2 separate regions of the Homo sapiens genome follow, and region 1 is linked to region 2. A link is a loop called in an ENCODE intact Hi-C map of the cell type or tissue named here. Cell type or tissue: heart right ventricle. All regions are shown on one strand. Links, peaks and the distances in the headings refer to the core of each region. The heading gives the core; the rest is flanking DNA.

Region 1 (7,266 bases), core at 1,263-5,262, 48 kb before region 2:
TTCTCATAGCTGGAAGCCACATTAAGCAGTTACTTTTATATTGGTGAACCTAGAGCCCTCAGGCCTGAGTTCTGTCTCCTGCTGGTCACTCCTCTGGCCAGCCTCTTCCGGGTATGAGAGCTATTTCCCAACCTGGAAGAGCTAGGAGCCCCGGGCACGAAGCATCTCAAAGAGATGGCACTGGCAGTTACAGTCCCTGCTTGAACTCTGGGAAACAAACCGCCCACTTCCCACACTGTTGCAATTTACTACAAGTCTTAGCACGAGCAGTCCCTGTTTCAGCCTGGCACCCAAGTGTCTGGGATTTGGAAATTTATAATTGGAACTTGAAAGAGCCACCAGTACTGTCTTGGGGAAAAAAAAAAAGGTTGAAAGACTTTCTTGCAAACATTGTTACTTACACATGCCAGGTAATTTACAAGGTTAGTCCTCAAGCCTCTGTTGCCTGGGTAAGAGCAAGTAGTGTTTCTGGGGAGGACATCTGTGCCTCTCTTCAGCCTGATGTCACAGTCAGCTTTTTAATGGCTTTGATTCTCTCTGCTCTGAAAATTGCAGAGGAATACTGGAGATTCAGGTGGGAATGTTCCGCAGGTAGAAATAAATTCTGCCAACCATAGCTCGCATTCCTGTTTGCATACAAATATCCCCTAAGATTTAAAAATGTCAAAGTGAGAAGTGTAAGTCAACTGATTTCCTACCTTCTTCATTAAGGTTTAGTGTTAGAAACTGACAGGAGAAAGCTCTCAGCTGAGGTAGGTGACCCAAGCATGTTTAAATACATGCTCATATCTTTATTTTAAAATTCTAAACCTTTAATTTTAAATGTTAGATAAACTTACATTTTATATTATAAAAATGATAAGATATGACTGTAAAATTTTTGAAAAGCCTGAAGTAAAAAGAAGAGGGAAAAACCCCACTCATCCGTCTACCATCCAAAATCAAGTGTTATAATATTTTGGCATATTTTCTTCCAGGCTTTTTAAAGCTCTGGTTTTTAAGATTTTGCTTTTCATCTTAAAAACAAAACAAAAACCAAATCAACTTCTTTGCCAATATTTGCCTCACCAAATACAAAGCAAACCTTATAAGACCACTCAAAGGGGTGTGTCAAAGGAAAATACATTTTTCTTCATCACCACTGGGCTGTGTAGACAGGCCTGGGAGCCTCTTTCTCTCCCAGAACCCTTTTTAGAGAAGGGTCTGAACCTCTTCACAGCTCAGGAAGTAACCTTCCCCTCTCTCCTTCCAGAATCTAAAAATTAAGGTTTTAGAGAGTGAACACTGGCTTCCCCTTATGTAATTCCCTGTTGTTTTGGCAAACAGGTTCCATCTCCCCTCCCTTGGGACATGGCTTATCAAACATTCCCCCTGGAAGTGTTAGTTACACTTGAAGGAAGGAGTTCCAGAAATGCTACCCCAAAATATGCCACTTTGCTGTGCTGATTACTTTGAACAGAGAGCACTTGGGGAACAGCGAATGCAGGCAGAGGTTTTCCCTGAGACCCCTTATCTGCCTAAAGACGGATACTCCAAAAAAAAAACTCAATTATCATGAATCTGCTCTCTGGGAATCTTATCAACATGGGAAGATTAACTCCAATCACAGGAGAGGAGACTGGACACCACGCCAAGACAGACAATCATCTCTTCTCCTGAGAACTGCTCCAGACAACTTTTTTGTTTGTTGGTTTGTTTGTTTGTTTTGTTTTGTTTGAGACAGTCTCACTCTGTTTGCCCAGGCTGGAGTGCAGTGGCATAATCTCGGCTCACTGCAACCTCCGCCTCCTGGGTTCAAGCGATTATCGTGCCTCAGCCTCCCCAGTAGCTAGGATTACAGGTGTGCACCACCATGCCCAACTAAGTTTTGTATTTTTAGTAGAGATGGGGTTTCACCATGTTGGCCAGGCTGCTCTCAAACTCCTGGCCTCAAGTGATCCACCCACCTTGGCCTTCCAAACTGCTGGGATTACAGGCGTGAGCCACCATGCCCAGCCCAGACAACTTTTTAATAAGGGAGAGACTTTTTATCTGCCTAACAAGACAACATTTATTCACTGTATAATTCCTCTCTCACCCTCCCATAACTTGTGTCGCCACCACCCCCAGAAGCCCCAAGCCCCTATTCCCTTCTGTAGCTCAGGCTGCTATACAGGCTTCAGTCATCTCACCCTTCTTTGAGTCTCATATTTTGTGGGACTCCCATGTGTACACAATTAAATGCGGCTCTCCTCCTGTTAATCTGTCTTACGTCAATTTAAATCATAGCCCAGCCAAGGAACCTAGAAGGGTGTGGGGGAAGTCATTTTTCACTCTTCTGCACACTCTTGGTCTGTCTTCTAAACTCAATCCCTGGGAAGTAGCAGTTTCCCTCTAAGGGAGACAGATATTCCTTTAGCAGTCCCCTCAGTGAGCAGGATACTCTGAGAAAGGGGACAGGCCTGAACAGCCCATTGCCAGGAGATTTTGGGGGTCAGTTCTATTTCAGAAGAGCTGGGCTGAAACTTGACAAGATTAATAGGCATGTTAAAGAAATCTAAACATAGGCTGGAGGAGTGCCACAAAAGTCATCAGCACATGAACACACACACAGACTCTGCTCTTTCCCCTCTCACTCTATGCCATCAGATTCTGGATGAACTTCCATTCGTTTATGCTCAAAGTTGGATGAGAATGCCACAGAAAAAATAGGTTCTGGGGTACATGCAGAAAACGCTACATAACTTGTGGGGCCCAGTACAAAATGAAAATGCAGAATCCCTTGTTCAAAAGTATTAAGAATGTCAAGGTGGTGACAGGAGGACATTAAACCAAGCACAGGGTCCTTCTGAGCATGGGATCTTGTGCGACTGTGCCCAGAGCCTACGTGCACGATTCATATCATTGCATACGTGTATTCATGTGCCAATTCTGGTTTAGGGATCTTCTTTGCATGTAGAATACTCAACTTTCTTGAAAACAGAGCAGTAGAGATGGCCTATAGTGGAAGAAACCAAATAGGATACTCGTGGACCCCTGCCTCTAATAAACTCAGCTATCAACGATTAATTCAGGGTCAAGAATTAAACTAGCAAATAACTACAAGAGAGAAAATATTGACAATTGGTATGTTGTTGGTGAAGAAAAGATGAGTAGCTTTATTTCTTCCCATTATGTTCCAATTACACTCTTTTCCCATGTAAAGAGACACTTACTATGGGAAATCCTTGGGAGAAGGGTCTATTTAGGTTTCACTTCTAACTCCTCCAAGGCACTTAGCACCATGCTTGGCACTCAACTGTCGTTGTTGGATGAAACAATTCAGAAATTGCCAGAATGTCAGGCTTGGGAGAATGAAGGGACAAATGGATACCTAATGCCTCTATTTCTTAAAAAAATAATAAAGTTGAAAATACGGGAAATGTTTCTTTGCTGTGCTCAGGCACAGCAAAGAGAAAGACACAACTGAACCACGTTCAAGCTTCGGTGGAGAAGGGTAAACAAGGGAGAGATTATACGTAATTATACCTAATCATGTTTCAGGGGATAAACAGCAATCAAAGGCAAGGAGGTGCCGAAGCCTGGCCCCTTTCCAGCGGCAGCCCAGAAACCAGCAGGGAAAGCAGGCCCTGGGCAGGAAACACTCCCCAAAGAACTGTTTTCAGTTCGTTAGGGAACGGCCTGTTGCGCTGTTTTGTGTTGTGATTTTACTTTTTCTGCCCAGGGGTGGGGTGGGCAGTTCTGGAGTTCCTTTGGCTGTTCCTTTTGCACTTTGGAGTTGATTTTTTTCATTTGGTAATGGCTGAGGCTAACCCCCACCCCTCAAAACAAAAAAACAACAAAAAAATCAGCTCTCCAAAGGAACACTGAAGCCAAAGCCAAATCATTTGAAATGCTTGGCTAGTACAGAGGAAAAAAAGAATTTCTGAACCAAAGTCTCTCCATTCGTTTAATATGTCATAGCATAGCACATTAAAATGTATTCTCTGCAAAAACAAACACTTACAGACCCAGTTTCTGCACAAGTCAAAGGAAGAGACCAATGAGATTTTGACAACTCAGACCTTAAACACATATTTTGGGGAAAAATTATATTTTATTTGCACATTTTGTGGTCAAATTACCCAAATAATTACACTTTTATCTCTGCTGGTTATTAACCTAAATAGTCAACTATATTTTTTTCTGAGTTTAGGTAAACTAGTGGCATTAACGCTTCAGTAGATACTATCAAGACTAACTTGGGGATCAGGAAAGCCCAAATCTTGAACATTCTACTGGCCTCAGATGGCTATGGCATAGGTCTATGAGGAAACAGCTCCAAGCTCTGCTCAGCATCTGCTCTGCATACCCTACGGCCTCAGAGTCATCGGGGTAATCTTTCCCCTTGTGCTTAAATTAAATGTGTATTTCACACATAATTATAGGGTTCTATGGGACATCCAAGATGGTATCCACCTGAATTAATCGTGTTAAGCTTCTACACAGGTAATTAACCGGGTAGAAATAGCCTGGGGCATCCAAATAACCAAAACCGCTTCAATGTTGGGACACTGAAACATTCTCAGAGGCCTCACAGGGCCGAGCTGCCAGAGACAGCCGTTCTTAAATGTTAGGCTATCCATCAGCGTCACCTGGGAAACTTGTTAAACATGCACAATCTGCCGCTTCACCTTCTGAGAGTCTGATGGGGTGGCCTAGGAAGGGGTCCGTAAATGTGCACACTATAAAGCCACATGGCTTTTGTTGAAGGGGCTCAGGGGCTCAGAGGCTCATGCTTAGAGAAGTATGCTCTACAAACTTGAGCAAGCGTTCACATCACTGGGAAGTTAAAACACAGATGCTGGGCCCCACTCCCTGAGTTTCTGATTCAGAAGGTCTGGGATCAGTCCGGAGAACTGAATTTCTAACAAGCACCCACGTGACATTGCTGCTGCTGGTCCAGACAACACACTTTGAGACCCACTGTTATAGACCCTTAATATTCAAAGAACAGAACCGAGGGCGGCAGCATTGGCATCACGTGGAAGCTTGTTAGAGATGCAGACTCTCAAGCTCCATGTCACATGTTATGAATCAGGATCTACTTTTTACTAAGATCCCCAACTGATTCACATCACATGAACTTCTGAAAACGGTTGATTTAGATTAGCGGTTTGCCACCTTGAATACACATTGAAATCACCTGGGAAGCTTTTGGCAGGTACTGATGCCTGAGACCTGGTTTCGTTGCTTTGCCCAGGTTTTGGAAGTTTTAAGAGCTTCCCAGATAATTTTAATACACAGCCAAGGTAGAAAACCGCTACCTTAGGAGATGTCGGATAAGTACTTGTTGGGTGCCTGTTGATGGAAATTTCCAGCCATGCTGAGGCGATAGCTTCACTTTAGCGCTAGTCTTCATCCTGCCAAGTGGCCTCCCTGTGTACGGAGGCTCTGCCACGCTGACAGCACAGGCCAAGGAAGAAAAGTCTCAGAATGTGAGTAATCCGAGCACACACCGAAAATAATACAGACAAAAAAAACTTTTAAAAAATCCTCTGATTAGTATTCTCAGTGAGATTTGAGAGGACATTGCAGTGATAAAGCAGAAAAAAAACTGTTATGAAAAAGAGCAGTCTGAGAACAACGTAGAGTTCTTAGAGATGAAACACACTGTTGAAATAAAATTCTCAAGAGAGCAGGAAATAGCAGGGTGGATATCACAGAACGAGGAATTAGTGAGTTATAAAAGCTGTTTCCAAATGCCAAACTAGCTGAATTAAAGTCACCAATCATCCAGAGCACTGTATTAAAAAGAGTCTCTGGGCCCTACCCGTGGCTTGTAGAATCGGAATCCTCAGGTGGTGGCTAAGGACCCACAGCGTTAACAAATGCCTGGAAGTATTTTGATGGGTTACTCAGATTTTGGAACCACTCAATTAGAAGACAGGCCTAAGGGATTCTCCCAAGCCCCTAAGAAAGAGACACAGAAATTGTGAGAAACGGCAAACAATGAAGGGCTCAGAAAGAGCCATGGTGATTGCAAAACTCCACTGGGGCCAGGAGTGGGGTCGGGGGTGGGTTGCTGGAACACCTTTTACCACATGTGAATGGTGACTTCCAGGTTGGCCTTGAATGGAGGAGAGGTCTTGGAAATATATTTACCATATGCAACAGAAGTTCTAGAGGTAGATACATGAGCAGGTACAGATGAAGTTATCAAATAATAGAAGATTGTCTTCAGATCAAAAGGTAAATAAAATAAGAGGCTAGGTTTATTTTTTGAGCAGCTTTGTTAAGATATAACTCATCATGTAATTCACACACTTAACATTGTACAAATTTAGTATATTCAGAGTTGCACAACTCTTCCTGAGATCTAATTATAGAACACTTTCATCATTCCAAAAAGAAACCCTATTACTCTTCTTTTCTTTTTCTTTTTCTTTTTTTTTTTTTTTCTTTGAGATGGAGTCTCGCTCTGTCACCGAGGCTGGAGTGCAGTGGCAAGATCTTGGCTCACTGCAAGCTCCACCTCCCGGGTTCAAGTGGTTCTCCTGCCTCAGCCTCCCAAGTAGCTGGGATTATAGGCGCCCGCCACCACGCCTGGCTAATTTTTGTATTTTTAGTAGAGAGGGGGTTTCGCCATCTTGGCCAGGCTGGTCTTGAATTCCTGACCTCAAATGATTTCCCCCCACCGCCCGCTGCCTCGGCCTCCCAGAGTGCTGGGATTACAGGTATGAGCCACTGCGCCTGATCCCCATGACTCATTAGAAGTCATTTCCTATTCTCCATCTCCCATTCCACCCCCTGCCCTAGACAACCACTAATCTTTCTATCTCTCTATATTTGCCTGTTCTGGACCTTTAATATAAATAGAACCATACCATATTGGTCTTTTGTGACTGGCTTTCATTTAGTGTAATGTTTTCAAAGTTCATCCATGCTGTACCATGTATCAGTGCTTTGTTTCTGTTTATGGCTGAATAACATTCATTCCATTTTACAGTTATACCACATTTTGTTTATCTGTTCATTATTTGATGGACATTTCAGTTGTTTTCACTTTTTTGTCTGTTATGAATAACACTGCTAGAAACATTTGGATACAAGTTTGTGCGTGGGCATATGTTTTCATTTTTTTTAGTTCTTTAAAAATTTTTCTTTTATATGTTTTCATTTCTCTTGGGCATATACCTAGTTGTGGAATTGCTGGGTCATATGGTAACTCTATGTCTAGTATTTTGAGAAACTGCAAAACTGTTTTTCAAAGTAGCTGCATCATTTTACAATCCCAACAACAATCTA
Region 2 (7,266 bases), core at 1,318-5,317:
TTGGGTATGGTGGAATTTGGCAGTGAAACCATTACGTCCTAGGCTTTTCTTTGTTGAGAGACTTTTTATTACTGATTCAATGTTGTTTCTCATTATTGGTCTGTTCAGATTTTCTATTTCTTCCTTATTAAATCTTGGTACATTGTATGTATCCAGGAATTTATCCATTTCCTCCAGGTTTTTCAGTTTGTTAACATATAGTTGTTCATAGTAGTCTCTGATGATCTTTTATATTTCTGTGGTGTAGTTGTGATGTCTCCTCTTTCATTTTTTATTTTATTTGGGTCTTCATTTTTTTCTTGGTTAGTTTAGCTAGCAGTTTATCAATTTTATCTTTTTTAAAAAACAACTTTTTTTTTGACCCTTTGTATTTTTTTTAGTGTTTCTTTAGTTCTGCTCTGATCTTTGTCATTTCCTTCCTTCTACTAATTTTGGGCTTGATTTAGTCTTGCTTTTCTAGTTCCTTGAGGTGCATCTTTTGGTTTTGTGAAATCTTTCTCCTTTTTGGATATACGTGTTTATTGCTATAAACTTCTCTTATAGCACTGCTTTTGTTGTATCTCATTGGTTTTGGTGTGTTGTGTTTCAATGTTCATTTGTTTCTAGACATTTTTGTATTTCCTTCTTAATTTCTTCATTGACCCTGTGGTCATTCAGGAGCATGTTGTTTAATTTCTATTTATTTGTACAGTTTCCCAAGTTCCTCTTGTTATTGATTTCTAGTTTTATTCCAGTATGGACTGAGAGGATACTTGATATGATTTCAATTTAAAAAAATGTGTTGGCACTTGTTTTGTGGCCTAATATATGATCTATCCTGGAGAATGTTCCGTGTGGTACTGATAAGAATGTGTATTCTGTAGCTGTTGAATGAAATGTTCTGCAAAGGTGTGTTAGGTCTATTTTGTTTAAAATGCAGTTTAAATCCAATGTTGCTTTGTTGCTTTTCTTTCTAGATGATCTATCTAATGCTAAGAGTGGGATGTTGACGTCCCCAACTATGATTGTATTGGAGTCTAGCTTTTCCTGTAGAACTAATAATATTTGTTTTATACAGCTGAGTGCTCTGCACTGGACACATATACATTTAGAATTGTTATATCCTATGGCTGAATTGATCCCTTTATCATTATATAATGACATTCTTTGTCTTTTTTTTAAGAACTGTTTTTGACTTAAAGCCTGTTTTATCTGATATAAGTATAGCTATTCCTTCTTGCTTTTGGCTTCTGTTTGCATGGAATTTTTTCCCCCATCCATTTACTTTCAGTCTATATGTATCTTTACAGGCAAAGTGAGTTTCTTGTAGGCAGGATATAGTAGGATTATGTTTTTTAATCCATTCAGCTAGTCTAAACCTCTTAAGTGGAAAATTAGTCCATTTACATTCAAGGTTATTATTGATATGTGAGGGCTTATTCTTGTCATTATGTTGTTTCCTTGTTTTATATATCCTTTTCTTTATTTTTCTTCTTTTATTACTTATCATTGGTTTGGTGGTTTTCTATAGTGGTAACATTTGAGTTCTTTCTCTTTCTCACTTGTGTTTGCTCTACTAGTGAGTTTTATACTTTTGTGTGATTTTATGATGGTAGATATTATGGTTTCACTTTCAGGTGTAGGACTCCCTTAAGCATTTCTTGTAGGACTGATTGTTGTGGTGATGAATTTCCTCAGTTTTTGCTTGCTGGATAAGTCTCAATTTCTCCTTTATTTATGAAGGATAACTGTTGGGTATAGTATTTTTGGCTGATAGTTTTTTCTCTTCTTTTAGTACTTTGAATATATCATCCCATTCTCTCATGGCCTGTAAGGTTTCTGCTGAGAAATCCACTGTTGGTTTGATGAGGATTCTCTTATATGTCACTAGATGCTTTTCTCTTGCTGCTTTTAGAATTCTCTTTGTCTTTGCCTTTTTTTTTTTTTTTTTTTTTTAAGATAAGGTCTCATTCTGTCATCCAGGCTGGAGTGCAATGGCATGATCACCACTCACTGCAACCTTGACCTCCCTGGGCTCAAGTGATCCTCCCACCTCAGCTTCCTAAGTAGCTGGGACTACAGGCATGTGCCACCATGCCTGGTTAATTTTTCGTATATTTTGTAGAGATGGGGTATTGTCATGTTGCCCAGGCTGGTCTCAAACTCCTGGGCTCAAGCAATCTGCCCACCTTGACTTCCCAAAGTGCTACAATTACAGGCGTGAGCCACTATACCTGGCCTTTTACTTCTGACAGACTATAATGTGCCTGGAAGACCTTTTTGGGTTATATCTATTTGGGGATAGCTGAGCTTCTTGTGTCTGGATGTCTAAATCTCTTACTACATTTGGGATGTTTTCAGCTATTATTTTGTTAAATAGATTTTCTATGCTATTAAACTTCTCTTCACCTTTTGGAACACCCAAAATTAGAATATTTGGTCATTTTATGATGTCCCATGTGTCACGTAGGTGTTCTTAATTTTTTTTATTCTTTATTTTTTTCTTGTCTGGCTGAGGTATTTCAAAAGACGTGTCTTCAAGTTATGAAATTCTTTCTTCTGCTTGATTCCAGTCTATTGCTGAAGTTCTTGATTGTATTTTTTATTTCATTCATTGAATCTTCCAGTTCCAGGATTTCTCTTGGTTCTTTTTTGCATCTTTCTTTTCAGTGAAATTTCTCATTCATACCCTGAATTGTTTTTCTTATTTTTTATATTATATATCTGTGCTTTCTTATATTTCACTGAGCTTCTTTAATATCATTACCTTGAATTATTTTCCAGGCATTTCATAAATTTCTTTTCATTGGAACCTGTTGCTGGAGAATTACTGTCCTCCTTTGGAACTGTCATATTCCCTTTTTCTTGTTTGTGTCCTTTCATTGATATCTCCCTATGTGGTATAACAATGACTTCTTCCAATTTTTTGGATTGATTTTCTTTTTTCTTTTTCTTTTCTTTTCTTTTCTTTTTTTCTTTTCTTTTTTTTGAGATGGAGTCTCACTCTGTCACCCAGGCTGGAGAGCAGTGGCACAATCTCAGCTCACTGCAATGTCTGCCTCCTGGGTTCAAGCAATTCTCCAGCCTTAGCCTCCCAAGTAGCTGGGACTACAAGCGCATGCCACTGCATCTGGCTGATTTTTGTATTTTTAGTAGAGACTGGATTTCACCATGTTGGCCAGACTGGTCTCAAACTCCTGACTTCAGGTGATCCACCCACCTCCGCCTCCCAAACTGCTGGTTTACAGGCATAAACCACCACATCCAGCCTTGGATTGGTTTTCTTAGGGGAAGACTTTTTAACAGGAAAAAGTCCTCCCCTACAGTGTTAGTTGAGTAATGCACTTTGGCTTTGATTCGGGGTGTGTGCCGTAGTGTAGTCTGTGTATGATGTCTTTGGTTGCAAACATTATCAGTGGTATCTGTGATTTTCTTAGTGGCTTAGGCTATGGCTGCTAGTGGTGGCTGTGGTGAAGTTTTGCTGGGGACAGAACACCAGATGGGCCAGTCCTCAGGCTCTAATGGTGGCAGCAGTGGCCTAGGAAGGTCTGTCTTTGGGCTGCCAGGTGGCATACATGAGCATTGGTGTTAGCAGGTCCAGGCAGGCTCACTCTTGGGCCTCTAGGAGGTTTGCTTGGGTGCTGGTAGTGTCGGTGGTGGACTGGGTAGGTGGGAGAGTCCTTGAGCCCCTGGGCCACATGCTTGGTGTGGGCAATGATAGTAGTGGTGGTGCAACAGCCTTTGGGCTCCAAGATGTCATTCACTGGTGTTAATGGTGGCTGGGAGGGCCAGTCCCCAGGCCCCTAGGTGGCATGTGTGGGTGGGTATCAGCAGTGGTGGTAGAGCAGGCTGGGTGGGCCCATCCTCAAGGCCCCCAGGAGGAGTGTCCAGATGCCAGCAATGGTGGACCAAATGGCATGCTTGGGTGCTGGTGGCAGGTTTTCTGGGCTTGTTGTTGGGCCCACTGGTGGTATGCATGTGCTCTGAGAACAACTGACAGGGTGGGGCAATACTCTGGCTCCTAGGCAGCATGCTCAGGGGCTGGGAGAGCAGTGCCAGGCAGGGCAGACCTGTTCCCAGGTCCCCTCAATGGTGTACATGGGCAAAGGCTTCGGTGGGCAGGACAGGGTGATCCCCAGGCCCTGGGCAGTGTGCTCAGGTGGTAGTGGCAGCAGCAGCAGTGGGCAGGGAAAGCCTGTCCTCAGGGCACATGCAAGTCCTTGGGGCCCCTGCTGCTAGGGAAGGGAGACAGAGTTGCTGTCTGTGGTAGCTACCCCAGACAGGTGGCTCTCAGGCTCTGGGGAGTGTGTACGTTCAGGTCCCTGCCTGTGGTGGCTGGCTGAGAGAGGCTATCCTCAGGGCACATGGAAGTGTGCTGTTGTTAAGCTGCTGGTGGGGTAAGGTTGCTGTCAGTGACGGTGGCCCCAGGCAGACAGGTTTCAAGCTCTGGGGCATGCACACTTCACCTCCTTTTGTCTAGGGGACAGCCTCCTCAGTGCACTGCTCTGCCCTTTCCCCAACACACAGGACAGAGTAGGCTAGAGTGCTGGGAACCCTGCTGTTCCACTGGGTCCACCTGCATCACACCACTGCGGCCCTCTGGGTGGATGCAGGTAGATGTCAGTGGGTCTCCAGGGATATGGACAGGCAGAGGCTGTTGGGCCCTGGGGAAGGGGATACAGTCTGGTAGGGGCTGAGCTCTCAAAATGGTACCGTTCTGCAGCTGCTTGAGTCTTAGGGGGGTGATATGGTTTGGCTCTGTGTCCCCATCTAAAGCTCAACTTGAATTGTAATCCCCATGTGTTGAGGGAGAGACCTGTAATCCCTATGTATCAAGGAAAGGAGTGATTGGATTATGGGGGTGGTTACCCCCATGCTGTTCTTATGATAGTGAATTCTTATAAGATCTGATAGTTTTATAAATGGTAGTTTTTCCTGTACTCACATACACACACTGTCTCCTGCCACCTTGTGAAGAAAGTGCCTGCTTCTCCTTCCGCCATGACTGTAAGTTTCCTGAGGCTTCCCCACCCATGTGGAACTATGAGTCAATTAAACCTCTTTTCTTTATAAATTACCCAGTCTCGGGTAGTATTTTTATAGTAGTGTGAAAACGGACGAATACAGGCGTGTGGGACCCAGTGCGTACTTCCTATCTGCAGCAATGTTGTCATGTGGACTCCAGGGAGCTCCCTATACCAGTCTCAGGGCCCACAGGTAGAAGGACTCTCCTATGGCTAGGACTGCGGGAGTCCACAGTAGGAATGTGGACCACTGGAGATCTCTCATGTACTCTTCTTCCAGACTGGAGAGTTTCTCCAGGCTCCTGGCTGATCCCAGCCAGGCCGTCTGCCTCACTTCCTTTTCCTTAGGCACCTCAGCTTTTTCCTGTCACTTCGATGCTGAATTCCAGAGTTCTCAGTTGTTCTGTTCAAAGTGTTATTATCTAGTCATTATTTTGTTGGTTCTTTGTGGAGAAGAAGGGGTGTTCCGTGCCTCTAGTCAGCCAACTTGAAGCTCCTCCTCACCTAAAATTCATTTTTTTAAAATTTTGATGCCTAGACCCTCCTCCCAGAGATTCTGGTTTCCTGAGTCTGGGATGTGGCCTAAGCCTCCGGATTTTAAAGACCGATATGCAGCCAAAAGCAAGAATCCCTGAATTAAAGGAACTGAGATAAATTCATTTTATATTGCAGGGAATCAAAATATGTCCTGTCATCATTTCATTTTGTATAGGTGCATCCAGATTCATCTGCTGATTTTGATTTACTTTCTGGTTCCTTTTATTAGGGGCATCCTTCCCATTTCTATTCACTCTCTCCCAATTCCCCCTAGATTCTGGGGTAAGTACATGGCCCATATGGATTCAGCAAGGCTCAATGAGCCAATGAGTTCTGAAAAGCAATTGTTTTTGACACTTGTTAAAGATGGTAAGGCAGACTTTAGTCAGGACCATTATGATAGGTGTAAGGACCACTGCAATAAGATTTTGCAATGGAGAGAGATTGGGCTCAACTCTGAATACAAGGAAGAGTGGGAATGTATAGCCAAGGAGCAAGGTGGAGATCAGTGGATAGAAAACTACTTAGCAGAAACATCAGAGGTAAAGAGAATCCTGGCTAAACTGACCAAACAGAATTCATGCTGAAGGCAACCATGGTGATCATACATCACCGAGAAGATGGTAGAGTATGAAGAACCTCTGTAGATATGATTAGATTAGGGGAACTGGCCTAGCAGGATTCTTACCAAAATTGGACACTGCAGAGGTAAACACGGACGCCCAAATGTCAGAGCTCAGTTGAGAAGAGAGTTCAGGGGAGTCTGCATAGAGTTTGTTCAAGGAGAGAATCTTTGTTGGAGTCACAACCCTTGGATTTTCTCTGAAGCTATGGGGAAAGAGAAGCCCTCTTTCTTCTGAATTGGAACTGGTAGCCTGTGGCACTGGAGTTTCGGGGACCACCATGGAGAGAGGGTGAGCTTGAAAATGAAGCCACCGTAGGGAGAGCAGAAAGAAGAAAAGGCAGAACAATGAGGACATCACCTGAGCACCTGGGTCCTGACATACATGAAACCAGGTACTCCTGGATTTCACTGTTATTGAGCCAAAAAATTGCAGGTTTTGTTTAATCCATTTGATTTTGAGTTTGTCTTTTGCATCTATAAGAGTCCTATCTATGATAAGAATGTTTCTCAAAACCTTACAGATAAGCTGTTAGGTATGTAAAGTTTTCTTCCTTCCCTTGTGTTAGTTCTGTCTACATAGGTTGGTGTGAGCAATTTAATGACCAGAGCAAGGCAATATTTTATATTTAAATAGACCTGGCTCTATGATACCAATCTCAGAGGTTTGCTGTGAGGATCACATGAGATAAATCTTGTAATGGGTGGTCCAACAGGCTTTTGTACAAAAATTTTGTCTTGTCATTGTTATATTTTGTTGGTTGGTTTATTGGTTTTAGAATAGCTGACAACGGCATCTCTGTCTGGGTTGGGGCAGGGACCACCTCATGCTATCCTTGTTATATAAATTGTCAGGCCGACAGACTACCCACTTCTGGGAAAAAGGAAAGGTATAATAGGACTTTTATTTAATATGGCAAAGACAGATAATCCCTTAGGCGTCCAGAACTTTAGACAGTGGGAAAATCAATTTGCAGAAAGCACCCAGAGACCCTCCTGGGAAGAATGGACTGAGAGCCCAACTCCTCTCTGAGACCTGGAGCTGGTACCTGTGAAAGCCCAGTGTCAGAGAAGGGTGTGAACAATCTTGAAACAAAGGTATCT

Evidence for each region. Hi-C counts contacts between places; a loop is a spot of excess contacts. Peaks named below come from ENCODE experiments on the same cell type or tissue, not always from the same donor. Only the 100,000 strongest peaks of a DNase experiment are listed, where the experiment ranks them.
Region 1: it touches region 2 in a loop (6-fold over the local background); 1 of 110 quality-filtered maps calls a loop at or near these places.

The regions. Positions count from the first base shown.
Region 1 is chr15:72,991,315-72,998,580 of GRCh38, reverse strand. No RefSeq gene overlaps it. Among named protein-coding and RNA genes, the nearest start is that of NEO1, 58 kb to the left of the region's middle. In heart right ventricle, for the core only: no CTCF peak of the experiment used is centred there; a DNase peak (open chromatin) is centred at 3,628; H3K27ac peaks cover 951 bases; H3K27me3 peaks cover 347 bases.
Region 2 is chr15:72,943,193-72,950,458 of GRCh38, reverse strand. No RefSeq gene overlaps it. Among named protein-coding and RNA genes, the nearest start is that of NEO1, 110 kb to the left of the region's middle. In heart right ventricle, for the core only: no CTCF peak of the experiment used is centred there; no DNase peak of the experiment used is centred there.